Linked DNA regions of Homo sapiens: region 1 is linked to region 2. A link is a contact called in ENCODE Hi-C or POLR2A ChIA-PET data. All regions are on one chromosome and are shown on one strand. Each heading gives the region's core, a stretch centred on a gene start or an enhancer-like site at or near the end of the contact. The rest is flanking DNA. Distances are from core to core; before and after follow the strand shown.

Evidence for each region. Hi-C counts contacts between places; a loop is a spot of excess contacts on that map. ChIA-PET counts read pairs that join two places held with the same protein, here RNA polymerase II (POLR2A). Pooled maps may share reads with other maps.
Region 1: a loop to region 2 is called in a pooled map, with 5 times the contacts of the local background. The contact joins the enhancer-like site here to the promoter of CLK4 in region 2. A Hi-C loop is called at or near these places in 1 of 168 maps with a recorded cell type or tissue (GM12878), 2 of 37 single-sample maps with no recorded cell type and 8 of 50 pooled maps. POLR2A ChIA-PET finds 5 or more read pairs at or near these places in 3 of 52 experiments (Panc1, activated B cell and activated CD8-positive, alpha-beta memory T cell).

What each region holds. Positions count from the first base shown.
Region 1 is chr5:179,528,741-179,532,594 of GRCh38, forward strand. The region is part of intron 4 of LOC128966623 (a long non-coding RNA gene); the gene reads left to right. Among named protein-coding and RNA genes, the nearest start is that of RUFY1, 20 kb to the right of the region's middle. RefSeq lists enhancers at 1,031-1,637, 1,638-2,243. Within about 2 kb of position 2,016, at least 13 of the 41 ENCODE cell types and tissues checked have a DNase peak (open chromatin) inside an H3K27ac peak, as active enhancers do.
Region 2 is chr5:178,624,706-178,628,477 of GRCh38, forward strand. CLK4 (CDC like kinase 4) reads right to left here and starts at 2,345. Exons shown (of 13, transcript NM_020666.3): 1 at 2,241-2,345. RefSeq lists enhancers at 1,291-1,971, 1,704-2,313.

The sequences.
Region 1 (3,854 bases), core at 766-3,265, 900 kb after region 2:
ATTTGAAATATTTTTTGCCCCATGATATTTAGGGGTTTCTACTAATTGACTTTGATGTTCAAGGGCTGTTTTGTGATCCCAAAGCCATTGCCACTTTTACTTTGAACAAGCTGGACTCATGGGGTACTCCAGAGCCAACTCTGTTTTCTCCACGCAGCCTGCTCCTTGCTGCTGGTTCTGAGTCCCTGAATGAAATCTGGGATCTTCATGGCTTACCTACTTACATTCAGGAAAATAAAAAAAAAATCCTCCAGTCATCTCCAATAACAAGAAGAGGTCTGATTTCACTCATTAAACTATGCAGTGTGATGTCATAGCCAAATGGCCACACCGCATTGGAGAGCCAAGTTTTCTCTCCCAGAACAGCCTGCCTGGGCGCGGGCCACCATGCCCGGCTAATTTTTGTATTTTTAGTAGAGACAGGGTTTCACCATGCTGGCCAGCCTGGTCTCGAACTCCTGACCTCGCGATCCGCCAGCCTCGGCCTCCCAAAGTGCTGGGATTACAGGCGTGAGCCATTGTGCCGGGCCACTTTTCTTTCTTTCTTTTTTCTCTTTTTTTTTTTTTTTTGAGACAGAGTCTCGCTCTGTCGCCCAGGCTGGAGTGCAGTGGTGCCATCTCGGCTCACTGCAAGCTCCGCTTCTCAGGTTCACGCCATTCTCCTGCCTCAGCCTCCCGAGTAGCTGGGACTACAGGCGCCCGCCACCACACCCGGCTAATTTTTTGTATTTTTACTAGAGACGGGGTTTCGCCATGTTAGCCAGGATGGTCTCCATCTCCTGACCTCGTGATCCACCTGCCTGAGCCTCCCCAAAGTGCTGGGATTACAGGCGTGAGCCACCGCGCCCGGCCTCTTTTTTAAAGAAGGTTTTATTTTTGCAATAACATTACTAGCGCTATTGACAAGTATCAAATGCACACTGTATAACTACAGCAAACCCATCCACAACGTATTCGACTGTTCAGAGCCCTGAATGACATCTTGATAAAGAGCCAAAAGTTGTTTCCATAAAGATCTTCAAGGTGTTTGAGCACATCTTGTCAGACGCCCGTAAAGGAAGCTGACTCTCACTGGGTTCCAGGAATTACGTGGTTACGTCCATAACAGCCCATCTGACAAGTGGCAAATACCCGTGGAAAACCAATTAACTGTGCTCCTCGGTTTACCCTGGAGGATGGTGGCGGATGACGCGACTAAGTTTGCTTTGAGCCTGCTTCAAGTTCCAACTTCCTTGGAGTTAGTCGCATTTACAATTTAAAACATGCAAAAATCCACGCTTGTGTATGAAATTCGTGTTTCTTCAGAACATGAGGCTAAGACAACGTGGATATTATGGGATGATGGGCCGTTCACAGAGAAATCCCCGTCCCGGGCACACTCAGGCCTGGCGCCTGGCCTGCGGCTCACCTGGTGGGAGGAAAGGTTTCTCTGGGTGGTCCAAGGCGGCACAGGTGACCCAGGGCGAGGAGCCTCTGGGGGGCTCAGCGAACCCAGCGTCCACTCAAGCTCGTCCTGCCCCTGGCAATCCACGCGGTGCCGGGTGGATGCGTGGGAGCCACATCAAAGTCCCCCCACAAGTGCCTGGGGCTCCCCGCTGATTTCGAGGTCTACAGAATGGGTTTCTTGCAACTCACATCCTTCAGCTGGAGGACCCCAGAAAGGCAGAGCTCCCGTCCAGAGTGTGCTGGTCCCGGACGCAGACCTGCTCCCAAATGCCCTGGGGTCGGGCGTAAGGCCTGGGGATCGCCGGAGCCTGGTTTCCTCACTGCGGTGCTCACTGCCGCCGCCTCTTCCCCGGACGCCCGGTCTGTCTGAGGTCGCCGGGTCTGTGGACGCGGATCCGAATCGGAGCTTCCGAGGGTGATCTGAGATCCAAAGTCAGGAGTCTTCTGCATCCTGCCCTTTGTCAGCGCTGGTCCTCATTTCACCTGCCCAGGGCCTTCAGGAGGGGCGACACTCTCCGGCTGCGGGCGGCCCAGCGCTCGCCCCCCTCGGCCCCACGTACTCTTCCTGCCTCGCCCCCATCGCCCTCCTCCGGCTTCCCGCGCCTCCCGGGGCTCTGCGCTTGCGTCCAGGGCGCCCTCTCCGGGGACAATGGGCGGGTGCTTCGCAGGCTGCAGTCAGGGCCGACTTCACCCGGCGAGGACAGGGCGAGGCGCTGGGCCCAGAGGTATGTTTGAAACGATTCGCGTATGTGAATCTACTTTTTGAATTGTAAATTTTATGAAACCTAAATACAAATCATGTACTTCTTATGAAAATTTCGTGTCTGAATTAAGAAGTGCTATCAATATAAAAGAACAGATTTCGAAAACTTAGTACAAAAATAGAAGGTGAAATATTTCATTCATGTTTATGTTGATAACATGTTCAAATGACACTACTTTGGACGTATTGAATTAAATATATTATTAAAACTCATTGCACATATTTCTTTTTACTTTTCTAAGTGGCTACTACAAACATTAAGTCACATGTGTTCTTGCATTATATTTCTACTGGACAGTGTGCTGTACAAGAAAATAGAAAAAGTATAAAAATTATCCAGTTCATTTTATGAAACTAGAATTTTTAATTCTCAAATCAGATAAGGTTAACATAAAAATAAAATTATAAAACCATTTTTTACTTATGATCACTGATATAAAACAAAATATAGCTAACAGAATCAAATAGTATATATATAAATTTATCATATTGTATTTAAGATCTTTATTTTTCTAACATTCTTGGTCCTATGAAAACATTTCAGTATACAACATCAGAGAAAAACCATCATAATCTATATGCCAGTCATCACAATCGACATGGTATAATTTTTAAAAATAAACTATCTTGCCCTGTAGATGTATATATACAGCAGTCCCTCTGTATCCACAGGGGATTCGTTCCAGGACCCTCCCCCCAAAATCCACAATGCTCAAGTCCCTTATATAAAGTAGCATTGTACTGTCAGTCCCCAATTTATGATGGCTTCAATTGGGATTTGACTTGCCAATGGTGCAAAAGCAATGGGCATTCAGAACGCTTCTCATCTTACAATAGGGTTACATCTGGATAAACCCATTGTAAATTCAACTCGCCATATGGTCAATCTATACGATGGATGTATTTGGTTGTAACCCCATCATAAGTCAAGGAGCATCTGTATTTGCGTATAACCTATAACCTATGCACATCCTCTGTCCCAGGTTAATTATTTAGAGGTATAATTTAAATCACCTCTAAATTTTATTTTATTTTATTTTATTTTTGAGATGGAGTCTTGCTCTGTCGCCCAGGCTGGAGTGCAGTGGTGTGATCTCGGCTCACTGCAAGCTCTGCCTCCCGGCTTCACGCCATTCTCCTGCCTCAGCCTCCCGAGTAGCTGGGACTACAGGCGCCTGTAACCACACCCAGCTAATTTTTTGTATTTTTAGTGGAGACGGGGTTTCACTGTGTTAGCCAGGATGGTCTCGATCTCCTGACCTCGTGATCTGCCCGTCTCGGCCTCCCGAAGTGCTGGGGTTACAGGCGTGAACCACCATGCCCGGCCCAATCACCTCTAAATTATTTACACTACTAGTTAATACAATGTAAATGCTATGTAAATAGCTGTTGGGGCCAAGCATGGTGGCTCACTCCTGTAATCCCAACACTTTGGGAGGCTGAGGCAGGAGGATTACTTGAGCCCAGGAGTTCGAGACCAGCCTGTGGTCCCAGCTACTCAGGAGGCTGAAGTGGGAGGCTCACTTGAGCTCAGGAAGTTGTGGCTGCAGTGAGCTGTGATGGTACCACTGCACTCAAGCCTAGGCAACAAAGCAAGACTGTCTCAAAAAAAAAGTTGTTGTATTGATTTTTTTATTTATATTAT
Region 2 (3,772 bases), core at 1,095-3,594:
GAAAAAAGCTAAAATGGAGTAAAACCCACTCAGTTAACCTCATTCAGCTTGCCCAAATGACTAATAAGCAAACAAATGCAAGCAGAAATTTAAATGATTTTAAATGGATTAAAGGTTTTGGAGTGAGGCAGCTTCAATTCTTCTGGGAGGTATTCCACAAGAAAGTATGTGTCACGCCATCAGAGTCTGATTGCCACCAGATAGTCAGATATTTTAATTCACTCTCTTGCTGATTCTAATTCTATACCCATCAAGCATCCTTCTAAGGTGGCTCTCAGCTCACTTTACAGAGGAAGAGAAGGCACTGATCAGGCCAAACAGCAATTCTAAAACTCTTGTTAGCGTCTCAATGGAAGTGAGCATTCCGGTTTGATACAAATGGAGTCACTTCCATATGGGAACGTGACATGAATAACAGCACACATTTACTTGAGGCAAAAGGCCAAAACACAAACTTTCTTCATTAGAGCTATCAAGAAAAATTTATGGCTGGACGCAGTGGCGCCTCATCCCTTGAGCCCAGGAATTCGAGACTGGCCTGGGCAACACGGCGAAACCCTGCCTTTACAAAAAATACAAAAAATTAGCCGCACATGGTGACTCGAGCCTGTAGTCCCACCTACTGGGACAATCACTGGAGCCCAAGGAAGTCAAGGCTGCAGTGAGCCATGATCACGCCATTGCATACCAGTATGGGCGACAGTGAGACCCTGTCTCAAAAAAAAAAAAAAAAAAAAAAAGAAAATGTGTATTTCAAGTGCAGTTCTTCTGAAGCGTTCCGTCAAATACCAAAGTTGTATTTTAACCACATCAGGAACTCAGCTTGGTTAAGCATTTTTAAATCATAGCAAGCAAAATCACATCTGATGACCGAGCGTTATTATTATGACCCTCCATTACTATGAAGTTTTTTTCAAGACTTATGTATCTTCTTCAGTTTTGTTTTTTCCTCTTCTACTGTAAGTCTGCTTACAACCAGCTAACCTCCAGCAAAACAGAACTCTCAAATTATCAGTTAATATGCAAACATTAAAATAAGAACGAGCTCCGTTGTGAGAGTCCAAAATTCTTCTCAAGTTCACTACTTCAAATGTAATTCAGCTGTTAGTCCCAGCCTCTGACCTCCCCCACTCACCCTGCAATGTTCAAAAATATTTTATCTGGAGGCACAAAGATCACCCGACCCACGTTCTACGTGGTAAGGTTCCTTCGCATACATAAAAAAGAAAAGCTATCTAGAATCATGACACTGCCTCTAATAAAGCATCCCACATGCTAGAGTAGGTATCTTTCAAAAAATAATGACACAATGGATCTCATATGTAGATCCATCGCCACTGCCCTTAAGATCCTGTAGTTCTTGACAACTTTACGCTACGTACATGGCTTAAAAACATCGAAACAGGTTATAAGTTTAGGATTGGATGGCTCCAAGAGGACTGCATTTAATGGGTTACAAGCCTGTAGGGGTGTGTAAAAAGCACAATCGCACAGGACAGCTATGAGGCAAGACAAAGTGGCTGGCGAGTTCAGTTTGCGGGGCGGTTTCCTAAGGATCGGATAAGCCTATCTGGACTATTTAGGCAACCAGGGATAATAAGATGCAAAACCACCAGAAACGCAGGTTCGCTGCAACAATGTTGTGTTCAGCATAGCACAGAGGACTAGCCTCCGCAAATTTCCACCTCTCACAAGCAGCTACTGCCCTCAACCACCTGGATTTGCACGGACGCCCGGTCCCCACCTCCCGGCTCCTGGGCACCCGGCCAGTGCCTTTGGCGCACTCAAGACAGGGGCAAATGCTTGACTCTGGAAAACCCCCGAAACGCTACAAACGGCCCAGGCCAGGAATCCAGGGGAAGACTTGATCTCCGACAACACGAATGCCAGAGACGGCTCTCGAAGGGTCTCCCGACAGGTCCTAGCGCCCGCCGGCTGGAAGAGGTCCCGACAGGGTTAACCAACAGCCGCGCTCGCCAGGCAGCAGGGGACCGCGAGCCCACGGCCTCCGGAGCCGCGACGCGAGCGGCCAGGGCCCTCAGAGAAGGGTCAGCGGCAGAACCGCGACGCCCGAGCAACTTTCGGTGCTGCCGGCGTGCACCAGCCGAGCAGCGCCTCGCAGAACTCCCAACTCAGCTCCAGAAGCCCAGGCCCCTAACGCGGTCGTTTCTCCGACACCTGGCTCGGAGACCTAAAGACCGACAGCCGCCTGTCCCAGCACACACCATCTGCAACCCTACCTCCGCAAAAGCAAATGGCCCTTCGGCCGAGAAATGTCGCCAAACTGCCGTCTTCCCTCCTCGGCCGCTGCGACAAACACCCCACAAAATGGCGGCAGCGCCGTCGCCCTAGAATCCCCCGAGTCGCCTCTAGCACCACCTACGCCGCGCGAACGCGCCTGCGTGACAGAACCTTGCGCGCTCCCGCCGCTCCACCTAAGGGCGGGGCTCCACGTGACGTAAGAGCGGGGCTCGAGCCTCCACACTGCGGCTGCGCGGCCCAAGCATTTCCACCCCCCCCCCCCCGCCCACCCGGTCCCGGGGCCTCTAGGCCGGGAGGGTGTTTACGTTCTCTACGGGCTCGGGTGGAACCGGGAAGGAACGCCCGTGTCCCGCCCTCAGTGTGTACCGCGTGTCTGCCCCCTCCCCCGGGACCTCAACTCCCGCAGCCGGCACCCGACAACGGCCCCAAAACCGCCTAGGGCGGGCCTTGGCTGGTCCCTGGGCTGTTCCCTGGACTGGGTGCTTGTCCTGCCCACTTGGCGCTTCCAGTCTAAGGTGGATTCGGACAAAGAGGCTGTCTCAGAAAACAAGCTCAAGGGGTGCTAATCTTTTCAAGGCACGTGCTCCTATTCAGAACAAAACAAAAACCCGGAGGTTTCAATGGAGACTCCTGACAAGGTTTTCCTGTTAGGATCCCTACCTCCTGAGCAGTTAAGGTCGCTGGAAGTTTCCCTAACGAAGTTTTCCCCATTTTTTTTTGTCCCTGCGGGCTGATTTTATTCAAGGCTGAAAAATGTCTCTGAGCTAGTGATAGTCCGTTATGGGGCTTGCTTACCTCAAATAAGGTATTCTGCAGTTCTGAGGACCCTCAGGCAGTTCCCCCGTGTAAGTATGTAACATGAGAAATATTAGGGTCAAAGTCGGAGCCCTGTGGGGAACACTCAAGGGCCAGAGGGAAAGGGGCCTGAGAAGGAATGATCAGCAGAGGAGGAGAACCAAGAATAGGGTGTCAAAGCAAGGAAGGGCGTAAGTGAGGGAAAGGGTTTAGGTGAGACTGAAGATCGTGGGGGGGGACGGCGGGCGGGGTGGGGGTTGGCTTCTGTATTCTGACGGGGATTCGCTGGATAAAAGGGAAAGCTAGAAATCAAATTTGGGAGGGTAGGGTTGAACTCTTGCGGGTATTAGCCCAGTAGCATGTGGGAGACCTGTTATCCTGTTAGGTGAAAGGAGGGAACGGAAATACCTTTAGTGATCTAACATGATAGAAACTTGTGCCATCTGGTTTGGGTAAGTAGGGTAAATTTAGATAAATCTCGGAGATTGTACAGCATTTCAAAAAGTAAGTTGAATTTTCATGGAGATTGCACTCCAAGAAGCGAAGTTGAAAAGAAACTTGGAAAACTGGAAGGGTAAACTCTTTATGCTACAGAATGAAACAAATGATATTATTTTCATCTAGAATAGCCACCATTTTTGCATCTACAAATTTAAATCTTACTCATCCTTGAAAGGCCATTTCTTTAAGATGCTGTCTCTGACATGAGTTCCCA